Regions from separate parts of the Homo sapiens genome. Here region 1 is linked to region 2. A link is a loop called in an ENCODE intact Hi-C map of the cell type or tissue named here. Cell type or tissue: natural killer cell. All regions are shown on one strand. Each heading gives the region's core, and the rest is flanking DNA. Links, peaks and the distances in the headings are about the cores only.

What was found. A loop is a pair of places that touch in the nucleus more often than their neighbours do. Peaks named below come from ENCODE experiments on the same cell type or tissue, not always from the same donor. Only the 100,000 strongest peaks of a DNase experiment are listed, where the experiment ranks them.
Region 1: a loop joins it to region 2, with 7 times the contacts of the local background. A loop is called at or near these places in 5 of 110 quality-filtered maps.

The regions. Positions count from the first base shown.
Region 1 is chrY:21,248,076-21,250,988 of GRCh38, reverse strand. It overlaps LOC107987346 (a long non-coding RNA gene), which reads right to left. Exons shown (of 4, transcript XR_007068467.1): 3 at 281-439. It overlaps LOC107987347 (a long non-coding RNA gene), which reads left to right. Exons shown (of 3, transcript XR_001756079.2): 3 at 1,839-2,913. Among named protein-coding and RNA genes, the nearest start is that of PRORY, 200 kb to the left of the region's middle. In natural killer cell, for the core only: no CTCF peak of the experiment used is centred there; DNase peaks (open chromatin) are centred at 1,296 and 2,218; H3K27ac peaks cover 2,500 bases.
Region 2 is chrY:20,574,264-20,577,176 of GRCh38, reverse strand. It overlaps EIF1AY (eukaryotic translation initiation factor 1A Y-linked), which reads right to left and starts at 1,401. Exons shown (of 7, transcript NM_004681.4): 1 at 1,290-1,401. The coding sequence starts at 1,305. It overlaps TTTY10 (testis expressed transcript, Y-linked 10), which reads left to right and starts at 1,662. Exons shown (of 10, transcript NR_197944.1): 1 at 1,662-2,071. In natural killer cell, for the core only: no CTCF peak of the experiment used is centred there; DNase peaks (open chromatin) are centred at 576, 1,496 and 2,056; H3K4me3 peaks cover 2,122 bases; H3K27ac peaks cover 2,246 bases.

The sequences.
Region 1 (2,913 bases), core at 192-2,691, 670 kb before region 2:
GCATCTCTGAAAGAAAGGCAGTAGCCCCATTCAAGGGATTATAGACAAACTCCCATCTCCGTGGAAAAAGAGCACATGGGGAAAGGGCTGGCTATGTGCCCAGCAACAGCATACTTAAATATTCTTGCCTGCCATCTCTGAAGAGAGCAGCATCTGTCAAGAAGGATTCTCCCAGCACAGTGCTCCAGCTCTGCTAAGGGACAGACTACCTGCTCAAGTAGGTCCCTGACACCCATGACTCCTAACTGGGAGATACCACCAAACAGGAGTAGACAGACACCTTGTACAGGAGAGCTGTGGCTGGCATCAGGCCAGTGTCCCTCTGGGATGAAGCTTCCAGAGGAAGGAGCAGGTGGCAATCCTTTCTGTTCTGCAGCCTCCACTGGTGACACCCAGGCAAACAGGGTCTGGAGTGGACCTCCCGCAAACTGCAGCAGACCTGCAGAAGAGGGACCTGACCGTTAGAAAAAAACAAACAGAAAGAAACAATATCACCATCAACAAAAGGACCCCCACTAAAAAAACCTGTCCAAAGATCATCAGCCTCAAAGAGCAAAGGCAGATAAATCCATGAAGATAAGAAAAAAAAAACAAAAAACATGCTGAAAATTTAAGGAACCAGAATACCTCATCTTCTCCAAATGATTGAAATTCCTCTCCAGCAAGGGCAGAAAACTGGATGGGGAATGAGTTTCATGAGTTGATAGAAGTAGACTTCAGAAGGTGGGTAATAAAAAACTCCTCTGAATTAAAGGAACATGTGCTAACCCAATGCAAGAAAGCTAAGAACCTTTATAAAAGGTGACAGAAATTGCTAACTAGAATACCCAGTTTAGAGAAGAATATAAATGACCTGAAGGAGCTGAAAAACAGTGCTAAAACCTTTGTGAAGCATACACAAGTATCAATATCCAGATTAATCAGGTGGAAGAAAGGATATTAGAGGTTGAAGAAGAGCTTACTGAAATAAAACATGAAGACAAGGTTAGAGAAAAGAAAAGGAATGTGAAGTAGAAAATTAAAAGAAAATTAAAGCTTGCTTAAAAATTGTTGTTAGAGTTAGGATGGAATAGGCCTCAAATAGCCCCCTTCCAAAGTACGAGTTAAGAAAGAATACTAACTACTTCTCTGTGAAATATTAACCATATCTACCCTCTGCATATTTTGTAAGTTCTCTAAGTTTCTGTTTTACTGCTGAACAGCTGAAAGGTCACAAGATAGATAACCACTAGCTGTAAAACATGTTTTATCAAAGATGTAAGACGTGTCACAGATGATTAACTGCTTTTGTTCTCGCTTCTGTAAGCCTGCTTCCTGCCTCATGTACTGCCTGCCTTAAGATGCATAAAAGGCCGGGAGCAGTGGCTCATGCCTATAATCCCAGCACTTTGAGAGGCCGAGGCAGGCAGATCACGAGGTCAGGAGATCAAGACCATCCTGGCTAACAAGGTGAAACCCCGTCTCTACTAAAAATACAAAAACTTAGCCAGGCATGGTGGCAGGCACCTGTAGTCCCAGCCACTCAGGAGGCTGAGGCAGGAGAATGGTGTGAACCCGGGAGGTGGAACTTGCAGTGAGCTGAGATCACACCACTGCACCCCAGCCAGGGTGACAGAGTGAGACTCTGCGTCAAAAAACAAAAACTGCATAAAAGATACTTGCCTTGTTTGTTTGGTGCTCAGACTTTCTGGACACTAGTCCACTGAGCCAGTGTATACCTTAAATAATAAATCGTCCTTTGACCCCATCAGTCTCTCCAGTCTCTGATTTCCTGTAACATTTTCTAGGGGCTCATCCAGGATTGGAGATGGCAAATGTTCTGTCTCCTTTGCCCATAGGACTGGAGCCCAAGAGCAGGGGATACCTGAAATCCTAGGCACTGACAGGAGAACTTCAGACTGGAGAGGAGACCAGCTCTCCTGCATCCCGGTGCCCTTCCCTAACAGCACAATGGAACTGGCAAAGGGGCTACAGGACAATTCCAGGAGCTGCGTGCATTCTTCAAAAACGTGGTAAGGCCTGAAGCCCCAAGTCAAGACCCATCCCATAAGGATGAAACGGGGGCCTAATCACTTCCCAGGGTGTGACTACTCGTCTAACACAGAGGGGCTGAGGAAAGTGGGAGTGACCTGCCAGTTTGGATGAAACTTACAACCTAACTGTCACAGCACATGAAAGAGGCTCACTAAGTCAGTTTAGGAAAATAAAAACTGAAACTAGACGTAGCAAGAATGAGTTGCCACCCTAATTAAAAAACGTGAACTGGGAGTGAAGAGGCATGTGAAAGCACATTAAAGAGACAGTTCTGGGAAGGGCCAACATGGGGCATGACAGGTGAAGGCACAGATCTCTTAATGTGGACTGTGGGCTCTGGAGCCAGTGTGTGGCTGACCAGATCTAGAGCGATCTGTATAAGGCTGACAGGAGCTGCCCTACAGCTGCAGCAGCTGCAGTGGGAATACGATACTGTCCTAGCTAAGCAGTGCATGAAATTCCCGTAATAGGAACCAGTCTGATCAGTCTGTAACAAAAGGTAGAGTGAGTGTGTGTCATAAAAGGAGGAATGGGAGGAAAATCATCAAAAGCTTCTCCATTGGAGTGCATGTTAAATAATTCTGGGAAACGCTTTGGAGGAGATTATGGGGTAAAACTGACCCCCCAAAGGTTGAGAACTCTCTGTGAATTAGACTGGCCTTCTTTTAATGTTGTGTGGCCTGCCAAAGACACAATAGATAGGGAAGAAATTGGCCATGTGTTTAAGGAAGTGACAGGGGTTGGAGAACAGCCTGGGAATCTAGATCAGTTCCCATATATTGATTCCTGGTTGAACATGGTTCTAACACATCCCAAATGGATACAACCTTATTTGACAAGTTATTGTAAGTCTCTGGTAGCCTGAGCTATACCTAAGGA
Region 2 (2,913 bases), core at 325-2,824:
CATCAGCAAAGATTTAATGGACATTTTGCAAAGGGAGATACTCTGATCTTTAGAGCTGATGGCTTAGAGAACTGGGAATCTCATCACTAGAAATAAAGGTGAGAACAAGATACCTACTGAAGTTGTTCAGTACCATCTGAGAAAATGTTAGTGAAAAAGCATAAGCCTTTGCTAACTCTTTCTAATTAGACTTCTCCCAGAATACACTTTATCCTCCAATAATTTTGCAGTAAAAAATAAAATAAAATAAAATAAAACCTTATTATACACACAACCCGTTAGTGGGTTTTCGGGAGAGCAAAGAGTAATGCCCAGGAAAGACTGCACTGTACTGTCACCAAGTACCTCAAGAGCTGTGTGTCGTGACAGCTAAAAAGAGAAAATGAAACAGATTCCATGCTGCCAACAGGCAAGTAAAAAGAAGACAAATTGGTCTGGGTCCCAGGAAGGAATAATCTAAACAGAGTTTTTGTGGACTATAAAACATGGTCCCCTCCTGTGGAAAATAATATTTTGTTTCCACCTACAGTTTTCTTCAAGCAATTACAAGGGCACTAAAAGTGAGAGATTACCTCAGGTGTATAAAAACGAGAATTTCTTTCAGAAATGACTGAGAAAGGGTTCTACCGAGGTTAGACCTCCTACTTTAGAAGCTGTGAGTAAACTTATTTTCAAGTCTAAGTTTCGTGTGAAAGTTTAGCCTCAGAATGAAGGGAACGTTGATATCTTTACTCCCACAATATTTATCGGATACGGAAGTTGAAAACCTGCCTAAATAGGTAACAAATCTTCTGCAAAAGAATGTTACACTCTATAAAGGGATGGGGTAGAGTAAAACGCCAGAAATGAACCTAAACATGCTTCAAGGCTTCCCCACTGTTTAACAAGGAAAAGGGAGTATCCTTAGCAATACTTTTAACTGTCCAGATAGGTAAGTCTTCAAAGTTAAGAACCGCTTCCAGGAAAGTAGCAGGGAAGTGTTTGCATGTGCCTATTCTGGAAAGCCAGGCCGTCCGGTTAAGGTCCCTCAACCGTCCCTACCTATACGTTTTCCGTCTGGCGTGAAATCAGCAGCAAAAGCCCGCTATCTTCCGAAGGAGGCCCCACAAAAATGGCGTCTGTCCCACCCCAATGTGACCAAATAGGGCATTCCCAGCTCCTTTCCCGAACACAGTGCTGGGGTCGCAGTGGCCAGTACCGCCGTTAGAACAGTCACTGCGGCCTGGAACAGGCGTCGGGGTTACTGGCAGAGCAAGCCGAGGTATAGTCCCAGAGGCTTACAGCAGTACCTTTATTCTTGGGCATGGCGGTGATGACAGCCTCGTGAGACCTCTTCCGACTCCTTTCTGGCGGTTACTACTCTAAGAGCCGACTGAACTAAGATGCAGCAGGTGGGTGCGCAGAAGAGGCTGGCTACAGAGCTCTCTAATAAACTGCTGACGCGCACTCTCTGGCGTCACCAAAAGGCGACGCAGCTGATTACGATGCTTTTCCCCGCCTCTCTTCGGCTGAGGCACGGCCAAATGACTGACACCTAGTAGACTCCATCAGGATACCGGAGAGTTTGCTGCAGGATGAATAAACAGGAAGCGGGGCGGGACTCAGCATGGAGAAGGTGGAGTCAAGGATGAAATGGGCGGGGCCCTGGAGTATTCTCCTTTGCTAAAAAACGGTCTTCCAGTTTCAGAAGTTCGTGGGTCATTTAACTGTAAACGCCTAAATTTTAAGAGAGCCCTTACTCTTATACAGTGAATTTGGAGGACTGGCTTAGGACAAGGCCCTCTATGTTCAGAATGTTTATCACTTTTCTCTCTTTTTTTTTTTTTTTTTTGACAACGAAGTTTCGCTCTTGTTGCCCATGCTGGAGTGCAGGGGCGCGATCTGCCCGTCTAATTTTTGTATTTTTAGTAGAGATGGGGTTTCACCATGTTGGCCAGGCTCTCAAACCCCTGACCTAGTGATCCTCCCGCCTCTGCCGCCCAAATTCCTGGGATTGCAGTAGTGAGCCACCGCGCCCGGCCTATTTTTTTCAGTCTTATCTTCTCTACCTCACCACCTCACAGTAAAGCATGTAAGTACAGAGGCCGCATCTGTTGCTTACAATTGCTAGCACCCAGCGGAATACTGACAAAAAGTAGACAGTAAATATATACAGGAAATGGAAAGTAAATATACATAGGAAGGAGTGAGACTAAGCATCTGAATCTTATAATAAATCATGGCTTAACCGAATGTCTCAAATGGACTGGCTGTGGAGGTCAAATTATTTCAAGACAAATTCCATTTGATTATGGTATACAATCATTTAATTTACTGGATTTGTTGTGTGTGTACTATTATGTTTAGAATCTTAGCATCTGTGTTAAGATATATTGGCTTGTATCGTGTGATGACTTTGACTTTAGGATCAATATAATCCCGGCTTCACAGAATGAACTGTGTAGTGTCCCTTTTTCTTCTGTGTTTTTGGACACATTCGAGGATTGATGTAAATTTTTTAAATGGTCCTAGGCCTTAGTTTGGATTATGAATTCGTGCTGTATTTATTCCCAAGTCAGTTCTGGTAGTTTGTATGTACCAGAAATTTGTTCATTTATTCTAAATTATAAAACTTGTTGGGCGTATAATTGGCCATCATATACAAAGTATAGTATCTTCCTAATCCTTTTTTTTCCCTTTCTGCAAGGTAAATAGTATGTATGTATCAGGACTTTGTTCATTTATTCTAAATTATCTTACTTGTTGGGCATATAATTGGCCATCATATACATAGTGTAGTATCCTCCTAATCCTTTTTTTTTCTTTCTTTTTTTCTGCAAGGTAAGTGGTAGTACCCTGATCATCACTACTGGTTTTAAGGAATTTAAGTCTTCATGGTTTTGTTTTTAAAAGCCTAGTGATGAAGCCATAACA